2 separate regions of the Mus musculus genome follow, and region 2 is linked to region 1. A link is a loop called in an ENCODE intact Hi-C map of the cell type or tissue named here. Cell type or tissue: heart. All regions are shown on one strand. Links, peaks and the distances in the headings refer to the core of each region. The heading gives the core; the rest is flanking DNA.

Region 1 (7,805 bases), core at 869-5,868:
AAATCCAATTTAAAGAAAAAAAATGTAATGAGGGTGTATATGAGTACAATGCATAGGAATGTAAAGTATATTTAAAAAAAAAAAAGTCTAAACTAAACGTACAAACTGGCAGTTGCTAAAAAAGCCTGGTGGGAGTTCATGCTAGCCTGCCTACATGTGTGTATGCTTGAAATTCCCTCGATCAAAAGTTATAAATAAGTTGAAAATCAGTACAAGTTCTCTCCATGAAGAGAACAGTTTTCCCCTGGAAGCATAAGCAGGAAATTAGGTCTATCTATATCAGTACTGTGGGAAGCAGTACAAAACGAAGGACACTGAGGGAGGAAAGGCACGTAAGAAAGAAAACAGGCCAAGTGAAAGGAAGCCAGGGTAGCCCTATAGACAGGATGTGACTTGACAATGCATCACCAGCAAACTCCAAGTACGGGACCCGAGGCCACAGGCGTCCTTACAGAAGTAAATCAAAGTTTTACACTTAAAAGAGAGAGAGAGAGAGAGAGAGAGAGAGAGAGAGAGAGAGAGAGAAAAGAAAAAAAATTATCATAATAGTTTGTTGAAACTTATTTGGTTTTGGTTTTTTTGTTTTTTTTTTTTTTTTTTTTTTTTTTTGGTTTTGTTATTGTTTTGGTTCTAATTAGCCAGGGAATAGTCCAGTCTAGGGATGGACTTTGTGAAGGGTGTGAAGGAGAGCTTTGTGCCAGGGACAGTCAAGACAGCCAGAATCTGGATAAGGAAAGATGGCTCTTCCGTGGGCAAGACAGATTTTCTCTTTTCGAGCGCAGTCACCTCACACAGTTAACTGAAAAGTTACTGGGTCCACCCCGGGATCTACAGAGCCTGCCTGCTTCTCCCTGGCACTTTTTTCATTCCCTATGAATTAAATTCTAGCTCGGGGTCCTCCTGCCATCCACTAAGTCAAAGCTAAATAATAAACCATGCTAGTGATTCGACATATCTTTAATTCTAATCTCCCTCAGAGGGGAAAACATTACTCCTAAACCACCGAGGGTAAATTCTTTAACAGCTAAGCTTGGAAGAAACTTTACAGAACTGATAAGGTGTCATTTGGCCTTTCGGATTAAAGCTACAAGTGCCTCCCAATACAGAGGCTAAGCCCGGGACTATCAACAAGGTTATTTAGTGCAGAAACACCCCAGATGAAAATGCAGATGATCCAGTCTACCACCAGACTGATGGAAGAAAAAAAAAAAACAAACAAAACAATAAAACCCTCTATCATCCATCATTCTCTAACAGAATTCAGGTAACTACTCCCAGCATTCAGAAACCAACAGTTCCTCTAAGATTTACTATGGTTCCATTCATAAGGACACTCGTCAGACAGTCCCTTCACCTCCTCCTAGCCTGACAGCAGCCTGCAGCTCCCAACTCTCTTCACCCATCACTTCCAGACATTTCCAGTTGATCACTTGCTTTTTATAAGGGTGCTCTTTCCAGCTTTGGGGACAAACAAGACTACAGTAGTTGATCCCAAGGCTGAACCTACACTGAGAAACTTTACAAGTATTACTAAAGAGCGGCACATGGTTCAGTGCCCACAATTCCTCTGCTGCTAGCATGCTCTACCTTGCTGGACTTCAAATGAAGTTTTCATGACTCTAAGAGTCCCTTGTCCCGCAGCTACACGGGGGCAATTCTCTCTGAATTGCTCCTGGAGAGAGAGTTTGACTATCCTTATAGGAAGAAATGGCCAGGAGCAAGACTAACCCAAAGTGATGTTACAGGCACCAGCTCCTCCACCTCCCATTGGTCTACCGGCCTGCCAATCTACCTGTAAACATTTTCAAGATAAATCATCACCACCCACTGCCCCCATTACGGGCTATGAGAACAACAAAAACAAGGTTTCTACCCAGAGGTACCTCACCACTCTCTTCATGGACCTTATCAGGTTGTTTGAGTGGATTTTGCCATGAGTTTATAGGAAAAGAAAGGCGATGGCGTGGGGCTCAGCACTTGGGCTGAGGGGTCTATGAGAATTCTGAGCCCCAGGGCTCAAAGGCTGCAGCAGAAGTGGAGGACTTAACCTTGTCATACCGAACTCTTCCCTCCCACCCTACCTAACTCTACAAGCCAACTAACACAAGGCAAAAATTAGACTTGCCTCTAGTAGAGTTAAGAGTGCCTCTGGCTACTGTGAAGGGCAGTACCGGGTGGCTTTAAAGGAGGCACTTCGGATCATGGACATGCGTGTCGCAGTGTTTCCAATATCTTTTCCCTCCACCAGCCAGTTGTCCTTGCGGTCATCACCAAAACCAGGGCAATTCTTTCAGAGTCAGCAGAAGCTCATCATCACGAGACACCTGAGCCCCTTAACGTGGACTTTTGCTTAAGGGGTTAGGCCAGGAGGTGGAGGGGACGCAAGTAGGGCAGATAGGCAAGCTGACTTCTTGGTTAAAAACCAAAGTTCGCTGCACCCCAGCGAAGGCGACACAACACTCCGAATGAAGGCTTCCCGTCCCCTGCAGCGCAGCTGCGGCTGGGCACCCGCACGCATCCTACCTTGGACCGCTCCTTGACATAGTATTTGCCCAGCCGGCTCCCGCAGTACAGGACCAGCCGGTCGATGAGGGACAGGAGGAAGTTGATGGCCTCGCAGCCCTCCTCGTTGCCCCCGATCCACGTGATCTGGTCGCCTCGCAGGTGCCGCTTGGAGACGCCGGCGCACGGCCCGGCCAGCTGGCCGTCACGCAGGGCCCCGTTGTAGTGCAGCTGCTTGACTCGCTCCAGCACGCAGTCGCCCACCACCTCGCCTAGGAAGTTGTCCAGGTAGCAGAAGCCGACCTCGTGCAGACAGGGCACGATGTACTCCAGGGCGATCTTCTCCAGATCCAGCCTCATGATGTGTCCCAGAGGCATCTCGCCCACAGAGCCGAGGCCGGGGACCCCCAGGGTGCACGCACCCAGGGCTTTCCCAGCGCGAGCGCACAGCGAAGATGCGGAGAGCCGGGCCGGGGACTCTCCCACCTGCGGTGGTCACAGTCCCCGAGCCACTTTAGCTCCAGAGGCGGGGAAAGTTGCTCGAAACTCTGAAGAGAAGGGATCCCGGCTCTGGGACCGGCGGGAGCAGTGTAGGGCTCCGCCACCCAGCGCCGGACTGGCCCAGTGAGAAGTCGGAGGGCCCTTTTTGGAGATGCAGAGCCACCGCCGCGGCGGCCGTGGCCGGGGGAGGAACGAGAGAAAGCACCGCCTTGACCCCAACGTCATGGTCCCGCCCCCGGGACTGCCCTCCTCCGGGCTCTTCCTCTTGGACTGGTGCTGCGGAGCATCTGGGTGAGCTCCACTCTAGCTAACCTGTGTGTGACCCAAGAAAGGGCTGGATTTTTTTTTTTTAATGCTCTCGATTTGCATATTGATTTGCGTTAAATCCCCTAACAAACTTGAAAACCTGGATCTCACGTCTGAGATGCACATGAACAGTTTATTGCCACTTTCTGGGCTAGTCACCTCTCTGGTGACTATATTTCTTAAACATTAAGGTTTAAGCTCTACCTAGTGTCTTTCCTTCTTTCCTCTTCTGTTTGATTCGGGTCTGGCTGTTCCAACCCCTGTGAGAGAGAGAGGTGAATTTAATTTTAACCAAAACTGACTGATTCATTAACAAACATTCCCCTTGACCTCCCCCCACCCTGTGTGCCAGGCTGGTGTGTATCCCCTGAGAAGGGAGTGGAGGACAGAGAGATAGGGAGGCGCCCCGGGAAGGGAGAGCACTGCCAAATCCTGCAAATTTTTGTATTTTGTCCTGCGGGAGATGTTCATGCACCATTTATACTCAAGCTTTTTACTAAAAGGTTCTGAAATTCTCTCTCAAAATCACTCGCACTCTCCCCAAAAGATACACTGTGTTCCAGGTCTCTCTGGCTTCTACTACATGCAACTTGCACTAGAGCCCTAGGCCCTACCCAAAAGGCTTAATTATCTACTGTAAGGTGGTCTCTATACAGATTTCTGATGCCCTTTCCTTCCAAATGAGAGAGAGAGAAACAGAGACATCTAAGACAGAGGGAAAGAGAGACAAACACAGAGAGACAGAGAGACAGAGAGTCAGTTCACATCTTTGCACATTTAGATTTTCAGTTAAGTCAAATGAAAAACTGCACCGATTTTTCAAGCATCACTAATTTTGGACATAAAGTCCTTTTTGCTTTTATTCTCTTCCCAATAGCCCCTCTGCTCACCTTCTCTGAGGGGAGAAGTGGGGGTGCAGTTCATGTGAAGGAGAGGCAGAGGAGGAGAGAGTGCTGACAGACTGGGAAGAAGGCTGTATTGTAGTCAGTGAGGGCAAACAGGGCCTTGGGGAGTGGCAGTCAACCAGAGAGGGTGTAAGCAGCTTTGAAGAAACCTAACTAGCTCCATGGAGAACAGGGACCCTGTTAATGGCCTTGCTCAGTTGGCCTCTTCCATATGTCTGTCCAGGAGAAGGTGTATTTCCTTAGGGTAAAGGCTCAACTTCAAGAAGCTGTTGTCCAAAAGCCCATAGCAGCACTGGGGTGACAGGAGCCCATGTCCTTGAAACACTGATGCCAGCACATGATAGATGGTTGGAAAACAGTCTCCTGAGACACTGACATCTGAACCTGGGCCCTGCAATCACCAGCTGGGGTTTTAGACAGGAAGCCAGCAGGACAGGACCTTTTGCAAGCAGTACTGAGGAGCCTCCCAGGGTATCTAGAGCAAGACCTCAGCGGCCACTGGAGGGGGACAGTGAGAACTTCTGCAGAACAGCTGTCCTGTCCCATCCCAGTAAAGGCAAACAAAGCAAAGGCTGGAGAGTAATTTATCTTCATTGGGGATAGAATGGAAATGAGTTCCAAACAGGAGGAAAGGCCATCTTCCCACTGTTATCTGAGCCCCTCTCTAGGAGCCACTCTGACCCCTCTTATGATCTGCAGGGACACCTTGGAGTAGGAAGCTGTGGAAGGTAGTACCTTGGGGCTTTTGCAGCTTTGGAGATTGTAGTAGACTTCAGAAATATCCCAATAAAGTTATTAACTTAATATTTAAATGGATTTCCATAATTTCAGAGCACAGTGGCTGCTAGTGTAGTCACAACTAGAACAACAGTTCAAGCAAGTTCAGGCCTGATGCGGTTCTAGATGACTTCAGTTCCAAAACGCGTGCTGGTCAGGAAGGGAGTCAATCCTGTAGCCCCATCCCTGCTTGGCTTACTAATCAATCACAGGGAACTTACTAATCAATCACAGACCTGCCAATCAACTCAGAGCTGCCAGCACTGAGAGCAGTAGGGAAGTCAGACATACTGTGACTGGGAGAAATCAAAGTTCATGATTCTACAGAGGGCACAGACAGGCAGGAGCCAAACGGGCTCTGAGGCTGAGCACCAGATGGGCAAAATCCAAGTTACCTGTAAATACATTTATTTCAGATATTTGTCCATTAACCTAAGTCATTTTAAAGGTGACTATTATATTCATCAACTTTTCATTGCTTTGGCAATGTACCTGAAACAGTCATTGTGGTGGTTTGACTAGGAGTGACCCCCTCCCGTGAACTCTCGGGTTTGAATGTGTAGCCCAGAAGGAGTGGTACTATCAGGAGGTGTGGCCTTGTTGAGGTTGGTGTGGCCACGTGGAGTGTGTTGTGGAGGAACAAGCTTGAAGTCTCAGAAACTCAAGCCCAGGCTCAGGGGTGCACAGCCACTACCTGCTGCCTTTGGATCAAGATTTAAGACTCTGAGCTCCTGCAGGACCATATCTACCCGCATGCTGCCATGCTCCTGGTCATGACAATAATGGACTAGAACCCTAAAACTGTAAGCCAGCCTCAATTAAATGTTTTCCTTTATAAGAGTTGCCACGGTTATGGTGTCTCTTCACAGCAATAGAAACCCTAACTAAGACAATCATTTAAAAGAAACAACGGTTTATTTATTTTGGCTCATGGTTTTTAAGGTGTTGTCATAGTCTTTGGGGACTGTGGCAAGGCCCATCATGTCAGGGAGAGGCAAGAAGAGTGATAAAGAATCCAGGGATCCAGAATCAGATACAAGGGTCACCCCCAGTAACCTAACGTCTTTCTACTAGACCACCCTTCTAGAGGTTCTACCATTCCCCAGCAATGCCACTGGCTGCCAATCAAATCTAAACATACGTGCCTTCAGGAGACACAAGCCAGACCATAGCAAGTATTAAAATAACTTCAAAAACATACAACCAACTTTGTTTTCTTTTTTTTTTTCCTTTTAAGATTTATTTATTTATTATATATAAGTACACTGTAGCTGTCTTCAGACACACCAGAAGAGGGCATCAGATCCCATTACAGATGGTTGTGAGCCACCATGTGGTTGCTGGGACTTGAACTCAGGACCTCTGGAAGAGCAGTTGGTGCTCTTAACAGCTGAGCCATCTCTCCAGCCCCAACGTTCTTGTTTTTAATTCTGTTATGATAAAATACCCTAATAGAAGCAACACAGAGGAGAAAGGCTTATTTTAGCTCAGAAGTCACAGTTCATCATTGCAGGGAAGTCAAGATACCAGGAGGTAACGTAGCTAGTCACATCACATGCACAATCAACAGTAGAAAGCAGTGAGTGAATACATGCATGCTTCCCCATCTCCACTCTTACACATTTAGGATTCCCTGCCTAGGGAATGGTGCCACCCAGAGTGGGCAGGTCTTTCCCACTCAGTTAAGTAATCAGTTAATACTTCTACAGTCTTCTTACAGGCAAGCCTGTCTATATAATTCCTCTCTGAGGGGTTGGAGAGATGGCTCAGGAGTTAAGAGCTCTTGGTGCTCTTCCAGAAAACCAGATTCCCTTGTGGTAGCTCACGGCCATCTATAACTCCAATTCTAGGAAACCCAACTTTCTCTTCTGATCTCCAAGATAATCGGACACATATGTAGTGTGCATAGAAATGAATGCAGGCAAAACATCCATATACATAAAATAATAAATGAAATATAGATGATTCCTTACTGAAACTCCCTTCCCAGAAGATTCTAGATTGTGTCAATTTGGCAGTATTCGACATCACATGATTTCAAAGTGAAAACTTCAGCATCATTTAGCATGTTACATTCATGTTACAGCATGTTACATTCATGTTACAGCATGTTACATTCATGTTACAGCATGTTGCAATCACTACCTCTGTGCTGCCAAAACATTCTAACTGCCCCAAAAGAAAATTCTACACCCCTTGGTCAGTAATTTTCTGTTCCCAACTTTCCTCAGTCCCTGGCAACCACTGATCTGCTTCTGTTTCTCTGAGTTTACTTATACCAGACATTTTCTCTAAGTGGACCATACTATATGGGACTTCTTCCAGCTGGCTTCTTTCTTGTCACATAAAGTTGTTTTTCAGGTTCACCCACATTGTACCACATATCAGTGCTCTCTTCTTTATGGCTGAATAATTGTGGCTATGCCATAATATCCTACTTATCAGTTGATGGATTTGGGTTCTTTCCATATTTGAGTTAGTGTTAGTAGTAATGCTGTGAACATATGTGCCTAAGGATTTGATTAGCCATTTTCAACTTTCGGGGCACGGGGCGGGGGGGGGGGGAGTAAAATATTGAAGTCCCATTTTGAAGAGCCACCAAACTATTTTCTTAACAGCTTAACATTTCACATTCCCACCACTAATGTGGAAGAGGGTCTATCTGGTTTTGTTGTTGTTGTTTTGTCAAGAAGGATCTCACTATATAGTCCTGGCTGACCTAGAACTCACTACAAAGCCAGGCTACCCTCGGAGATCTGCTGCTTCTTGTGTGCTGGAATTAAAGGTATATGCCACTGTGTCCACCTCAAATTT
Region 2 (7,805 bases), core at 1,931-6,930, 150 kb after region 1:
TTGTTTTTTTTTAATTTTTAAATTTTTTGGCTTGGTACACTTGAGGCTGTCCATGGCTTACCATGGTAGCTCCAACTAATAGGATGTCCCCTACATCTAAGTGAGTTCATGATCAAGCAGCTCAATTATGGGGGACTTTTCCCCCTGGAAGAACACCTGACTTCTGCCAATCACTAGCCGCCCATCTCTGACTCAGCACTCTGAGAGATGAGCCCTGTCTGTGCTCCTTCCATAGCAGAGGATTAGGAGAGTCCGACAGAGGCCCCAACTGACTCTCAGCCACTGTCTGGCCACTGTCTGCTTCTCTTATGGTCTTGCAACCTCCTGAGAATGAAGATTTTTTTTGAGTCTGACTTTCTCTGAGTAGACAATGCTATATGATGTACTGAAGTACACACATTCTATACTTTCAAATGCCTCTCATATAGGAGACCCTAATGGGCTCAGCTCTAACCCAGGAAACCAGTCCCAGTCTGTCTGGGAAAAGAAGATTATTACAGAGCTAGTCAGATGTACAGACGTAGCCATGGGCATGAGCAGGAGAAGCAGGACAACTCCTAAAACTATTCTCTTTCATAAAAGTAACTTTAAGGAAAAAATATTGAAAAGAGAATACACAGAGTGAGCATTCTATGTCACAGGCCTGGACATCATAATTCCTTCTGTGAAGTACCGGGAAGTAACATAACCTAAGGGAAACAAAATGTCTCCAAACTATACTTCTACAGTTCTTTCTAAATTTAAACACGAATCATATCTTCTCTCCCTGTGCACAGCAGAAAGAGACAATAGGAGCTGCCAAAGCACTGTGTAAGTGATAGACCCCATGTCAGAGCGAGATATCACTGAAGCCCACTCTCAAGACCATATGACCCCCACAGAGAGAGAGAGACAGAGACAGAGACAGGGAGAGGGAGGGAGACAGAGTAATACAGAGATAGAAAGAGAGAGACATAAAGAATGACACAGAGAGAGACGGGGGTGGGGGGTGGGGGGAGGGAGAGAGAAAGGGAGAGAACATAGACACACAGTGCCTTTGCTTACCCAGAAAGATAAATGGCAGCCCAGTTAGTTGCCCAGCAACCAGTCCCTCCACCTCATTCCATATTGGCTGGATTCCCAGAGAACCAAAGATCTTTCTGGGTACTAGTAAGAACTTATTTCCACCAATATTTACTTCTTTAGTTTACCATGGAAAAAAATGACTAAGAGACACTAGGGTCCTTGTTTGGGAATGATAAGTGGTAGCTAGAGACTGATACTGAAAAACTCCGTATGAGTAGAAAGAAACATACGTGAATGGATGGAGCATTCAGACAGGGCAAGTGACCGTGATGAAGACAAAGTCAACACATTCATACTTCTGTTCTGTTGGACATTAAGGGCAAAGGTTTCCGGCAGAGGTACCTCAGAAGGAGCACATTACAGTTTGAATTTGAAATGTTTCCCCAAAGCTCATGTGTTCAGAGGTCAAGCCTTTGGAAGGTGAGTACACTGAGAAGATTCTAACCTCATCAATGGGTTAATCCATTGATAGGACCATGGCTTAATAGGCTACTGAGAGTTGATGGAAACTTCTGAAAGTGGGGTCTAATTAGAGGAATTAGGTCACAGACATATGCCCACAAAGGTCATATCCTTATACCTGGCTTATTTGTTTCTCCTTCCTCCCTTTTCTTTTTCCTTCCTTCCTTGCTTCCTCCCTTTCCCCTTTCCTTCCCTCCTTCCTTCTTTCTTCCCTCCCTCCCTCCCTTCCTCCCTCCCTTCCTCCCTCCCTCCCTCCCTCCCTCCCTTCCTTCTTCCCTTCCCTTCCCCTTCCCCTTCCTTCCTTCCTTCCTTCCTTCCTTCCTTCCTTCCTTCCTCCTCTTTTCATTTCTTCTTGGCCACCTCAAAGCAGAGGTCCTGTTGTGACCTATAGAAAACCTTTGGCCCACAGTTATGGCAACGAAGTCAACAGAATAATACATTCTGTAGTAATAGTGACGAAGTTAGCGTTTCCTTGCAGATCCTAGTAATTACACCCTCTTGTTCCTTTCCCAAATGCATGCAGTCCTGCCCTAGGATTGGTGTGTGTGTGTGTGTGTGTGTGTGTGTGTGTGTGTGTGTGTGTGTGTTAGCATATGCAGGAGGTGCAATTCTTATTGGAGGTACAGCTGCCTGTGTGTTAATTCTAAAGGTTGTGACATTTCCAAGGTAAGTGGCCCACACTCCTTTAAGTAACTAAGAGACCCTAATTTACTTGTTCACCAGCCTGGGCTTGGATGAAATTCTTTTCTGGTCTGGTCTGTCAGCTCCCTATCTGGGGCAAATATAATGTTTCTTTACTTTGCCCCAAGAAAAGTCACACCACCCTGAGGTGAGTGGTTTTGCTCTACCAAGTGGTTCCCACCATGATATCTGTGTCACCTTGACTTTCAGAGCCCCCTCATCATAAACTTAAATCTCTAAAATCATGGGCCAAAAGGAATAAATAAATAAATAAATAAATAAATGGATAAATAGATAAATATCTAATTTTAAGTTGTTTATCTCAATTACTTTGTCACAGTGGCACAAACTTAACATAGCATGGTATAAACCGACCTGTCTGGCAGGAATGAACACCTGCTACAGACACATTGGCACTTCCTTCTTCATCAGACTGTTGAAAGAATGGACCCCAAGAAACTGCAATGTCCCCAGGAACCTCTGTACTGGGAGAGGAAATGTCTGAAATTGAGGGCATCCAAAGGAAGAACTTGTTTCCAGAAGAAAAAAATGCACAGGTCAGGTGACCTTGTAAGACAGACTGACCTTCAGGAGAGGCTCAAGGAGGTGGGGGGAGGGGACCACATCTCGGAGACTGTTTCATTACGCATATCTCTTGCTTTCTACTTAAACTTGTCAGAACCCCCAAGACAGACTCAGAGAAGTCATTAAGACTCTTTGTCCAGGCAGTGGTAGCGCATGTCTTTAATCCCAGCACTTGGGAGGCAGAGGCAGGAGGATCTCTGAGTTTGAGGCCAGCCTGGTCTATGGAGTAAGATCCAGGACAACCAGTGCTACACAGAGAAACCCTGTCTTGAATTTAAAAAAAAAGACTCTTTGCCCCTCTTCCCGATATGGCCACATTGACTAAGTGTCCTCTTTCTGCTTCTCACTATTAATTTGGCTCCTCTAATCAGCTTATTGAAGATGGGTGGCCAAGCCTGACTTGTTGGTTACACACGATATGATACCCGAGTTCAACAACAACAGAACTTCTCATGAGGAAATTATCCTTCCACCCCAGGCCACCATGTCTCCCCACTTCTCAGCCTGACAAATGTTCCCAGCCAGCCCAGGAAGTCCTGCCTTCTCCAGCTCTCTTCTGGGACACACACGGACTCTTCTGACATTTCCAGGCACCTATTACAACCCAGTCACCATGCCAGTCCCTGGAGCTAGAGATGCCAGACATAGCCTACATGCCAGGCCCTGGAGAAGGTAGGGTCTGCTCTCTGCTTTGAGATCCACAGTCCCTTCATTTCCATTTTGAGATCTTACCCTAGGGCAAGACCTGTGGCTCAAACACTCAACCCTTCCAATTCCCAGCGCACTGTGCTTTTTTCTTTCCTTTTCTTTCTTTTTCTTTTCTTTTTTTCATTTTCTCTTTCTTTTTCTGCTGCAGCCGCCTTACCTTCCAGGAAGCCTTTGGTTTAGAATAATATTTACATGTATTTGCATTTCTTTTGTACACACAGATGGGGGGATGGTCATGGCGGAGAGTTTTGCTTAGAAATGAAACCGCTTCCTGGGCCGGTACACAAAATGCTATTCCAATTGCCAATTTCAAATCCTGAAGCAACTCAGTTCAGCTCAAATCCAGGTGATTTCTCTCACGCTCCCTCAGTCCCAAAGCCCCCGCCCCTGCTTTTTCCATGGCTGCTTTGTCATTCTCCACATAAGGCAGGGGTGGGCAAGCTCTATTTGTTTTGGTCTTATACAAACTGGAAATGTTTCCTCCTGCAATCTTTCATGGTTTTTAGTCATTTTTAGAGAACTCTGTGGGCACCCTCTGGTGGCTGACTAGAATTTTTGCCTACAAAAATCAAGAGTTTGACTGAGATGGCTTAATCTCACTAACAGTCCTGATCTTTGGCTTTCCGTGGAACAGCGTGAGTTTCTCTGAGAAGTTAGTTCATCGCATGAAGCATGAGAGACAAGCATGCAGCAGTTGGTTTGAAACCCGCTGAGGAGAAAGGTGCCGTACAAAAAAATGCTAGCGCTAGGTGCTGCCATGGCTTGTAGGTTGCAGTGTTGCCAGGCCAGCCTGGGTACATGGGATGAAAGGTGACCTTCTGTGGGCTCTTGGAAGACTTAGCTTCCACAGGAAACACATGCACAGCACGCAGAGCACACACACACACACACACACACACACACACACATGCTCCCTGGGTGACAGCTGTGATGGACGGTAACAACGGAACAATGGCTGACTCCTTTTTTGTTTAAAACCAAAAGAGAATTAAGTCAAGCCAAAGAATGATATAAGGGAGGTTGGGAGGTCAGCGGAACTGGAAAGGTCCCAGGAGAAGGGTAAATCAGGAAGACTAACGCTTGACTTCCTTAGACCTGCTCAAGAGAGCAGCGGCTTTTGAAAACCCCTCAGGTCTTTGGAGAATCCTTGGGGTGGCTGGGGAGGTCGAAACTAGCTTTCGGGAAGAATTATGCGGCCCTCCTACCTGATCTCTCATGCCCTTGAGCCCTGAAACCCTGGGGGTTTGATAAGTACTGCAGCTTTGTCAACAAAGACATCAGCTTCGTTTCCTTAACTCTTTCCCAAAGATTTAATTAGTCTCAGGATATTCACCGGAGTCAGTTAATGTCACCTTCATATTGTGAGCAGAGGTGCACAGGGGTTAAACATGAGTGTGACTTCAGGGACTCTAGGAGGCAGCTCCACTGCCCTGGTGCCCCGGAATCTCCCCTGCCGTGGCCTCAGTTCTCAGTTACCACCCATCATGCACTTTGTCCCTCTGCACAAGCGGCAGAAGTGAAAGCCAGCAGGACAAGGTTTCATGGAAGGGCACTCTGGGAGAAGCAATGTCCCAGCAGGCCCTAGAAGCCAGAAAGACAGCCCAGCTGTTCAGATCCCAGACCACACAGTCTTTAGGCCTCGCAGCATCTTTTACCTGCAGACAAAGAGGCATTGTCTACCAGGACAACTTCCTTAAGGAAATTATTTTCATGTGCTCTGTTTCACAGCCAGAGCCCAGGGCAAAAAGGAAGTCCCAGTTCCAGCAAGCTGTCAGTCACGCTGCTCCCGCTCCCAGGATTGGGGTAACAGCTACTTCTCAGCCAGGATGCATTTGAGAGTGCTGTGTGCGAGGGTGGAACAATGTCTTGGGTGGGTATTCCAGAAGCTGAGGTATGATGACTGAGCAACAATGGCACCGTGACCACACCTGTGGGAGCAGACGAAGCTTAGCCGCCCTCAGAGACACCCTGAAATCCACTGAGCTGAACCCGGTGAAACCTCTCCTTCACTTTCTGTCTCTGGTCTGTGCTTCCAGTAAAATGAAAATATCATTTCATGGCTGTTGTGGACCACACTCAATCTGGGCTGTATCGACCATCATGCTAATTGCAGCCAACAATACTTGCTGAGTACAGGCATCACCTTTTATACAGATTAGATTAACTTACTCATTTTCATGACAACCAAATGTTCCCCATTTTAAAAAAAAAAAGGATACCAAGCAAGGAAGTGAAATGCCTGGCCCCACTTGGGATGATGGTGGTTAAACATGAGTTCATTCAGGGTTCATTCAGGCTGATGGGCACCAGGCCCTGAGCTCTTCACAACCACTGCTGCTATTCCTTGAAGCCCTGTGTGGCAAGCTCAGTTACCCTTTGCAGAAGCCTGCATATGGTATGTGCTGTAATCATTCCCAGCTAGTGATGAGACCATAGAGAAAGTAAACAAGACTACACTGCTAGCAGAGGGAGAGACAGAGTAAAGCCAGTGTTTTCAGTCCTTGGACCTGAGGGCAGGCAGTTAAGAGCACTTGCTGCGCTTTGAGAGAAGCAGAGTTTAATCCCCAGCAGCCATGTGAGGCAGCTCTCAGCCACCTGTAACTCCAGCTCCAGGGGATCTGACATCCTCCCCAGGCCTCTGAGGGCACACAGTCACATTCTTACAGACACATAGACACACACACACACGTAGATAAAATAAAAATAAATCTCAACTAGTAAATAGTACAGAGGGACTCTGGTATCTACATGCAAAAGATGAACTGCTAGATGTAGGCTACAAAAATCAACTCAAATGGAAGAAAACATACAGGAAATGCCACAGGACATTAGAATACACAAGGACAAGAGTTCAGAGGCACATGGAGAAACTCAACCATCCCATACGAAAAGGTGTCTGCCCAAAAAGCCATCAACTGTCAAAATGAAGAAAATCTCTAGAATGGGAAAGGATGCTTGTAAGCTCTGTGCCTGAAAGGGAGTTCAAGCCCACAATAGTTAGAGAATTTTAAAATCTCAAGAGCAGTCACAATTGGTCACAATGCAGAGGGTCAGTGGCTGGACAGTGCTCAACCACAAACAGGATATCTATTCCACAAACTGTTACCTGCGGCTTAGGGATCATTGTGGAAAAGGGGGCAGGGAGGACCACAGTGAAACGGTGTCTCCTGAGAGTAACAGGACCACCACCCTCATGAGCTCACAGCAGCTGTGGTTGCTTACACAAGACCTGCTCAAGATCAATACAGGCTACAGTCTAGCATGGACGGAAGCTTAAGGAGCTCATGAACTCTCATCCCTGATGGAGAGGCTATGGACAATGGATGGCTTCGAGGAGGGTGAATGCCAGCTTTCCTTAAGGGTGTGGCTCCTGTAGACTTCTCCAGTGGATGGTCCTACACTCACAAGTACATGCACAGTACCAGCCAGAGTCGGTGCGCTGTTGACTAAAAGAAACAGAGGTTAAGAGTGGGAGTAGGAGTAGGAAGCTGGGCATGAACTGGGGAGGATTTAAGAGTAAGAACTCAAGAGTGAATAGTATAAAAACATATTGTATAAAATTCTTGAAAAATTAATAGAAATACTTTTAAAAAAGAGAACAAAACAAGAAATAACCCAATTAAAACCAAGCAACAAACCTAAATAATCATTTATCAAAATAAGACATGCAAAAAAATCAGCAGGTACACAGAAAAAAAAATTGCTAGCACAAATCAGGGAAATACAATTTAAAGCCACAGTGAGAGATCAAGTCACTCTGGTAAAATGGTAATTATCCAAAAGGCCCAAAGTGGGAAGTACTAGTGAGGGTGTGGAGAAAGGGCTCCCCATGCACTGTTGGTGGGGATGTGAATCAGGATGGATTGTTAGTCCCTTAAAATACTAAAAGTACAACTCCCGAGTGACCCACAAGTACTAAAAGTACAAGTCCTGCGAGACCCACAAATCCCATTACTGAGGATGTACACATCCAAAGAAGTAATGTCGGCTTGTCTGAGACAATCTGCACACCCATGTTCACAGGGCTAGTCACAAAAGCCAAGATATAGAGTCACTCTAAGCATACAAATGATATATGATAAAGAATAAGTCACACATACACATGCATGCACATACACGCATGCGTGCACATGCTGGAATATTATTAAGCGGGGGGGGGGGGAGGGAGAAACTCTGTTGTTTGTGGCAATGTGAATGGAAATGGAGATCACTGTGTTGAAAAAAATAACAAAACAAAACAAAAAACAAGCTTAGAGTACAGAAAGACAATGCCCTGGTCATTCACATGCAGGACCTCAGAGGTT

The links. Hi-C counts contacts between places; a loop is a spot of excess contacts. Peaks named below come from ENCODE experiments on the same cell type or tissue, not always from the same donor. Only the 100,000 strongest peaks of a DNase experiment are listed, where the experiment ranks them.
Region 2: a loop joins it to region 1, with 4 times the contacts of the local background. A loop is called at or near these places in 12 of 42 quality-filtered maps.

Annotation. Positions count from the first base shown.
Region 1 is chr12:54,200,682-54,208,486 of GRCm38, forward strand. It overlaps Egln3 (egl-9 family hypoxia-inducible factor 3), which reads right to left and starts at 3,193. Exons shown (of 5, transcript NM_028133.2): 1 at 2,524-3,193. The coding sequence starts at 2,880. In heart, for the core only: a CTCF peak has its summit at 4,702; DNase peaks (open chromatin) are centred at 1,800, 3,180 and 4,700; H3K4me3 peaks cover 2,611 bases; H3K27ac peaks cover 2,333 bases.
Region 2 is chr12:54,349,422-54,357,226 of GRCm38, forward strand. Gm35895 (a long non-coding RNA gene) reads left to right here and starts at 1,403. Exons shown (of 3, transcript XR_381605.3): 1 at 1,403-1,485; 2 at 3,272-3,465; 3 at 3,723-3,818. In heart, for the core only: a CTCF peak has its summit at 4,048 (motif pointing left); no DNase peak of the experiment used is centred there; H3K27ac peaks cover 334 bases.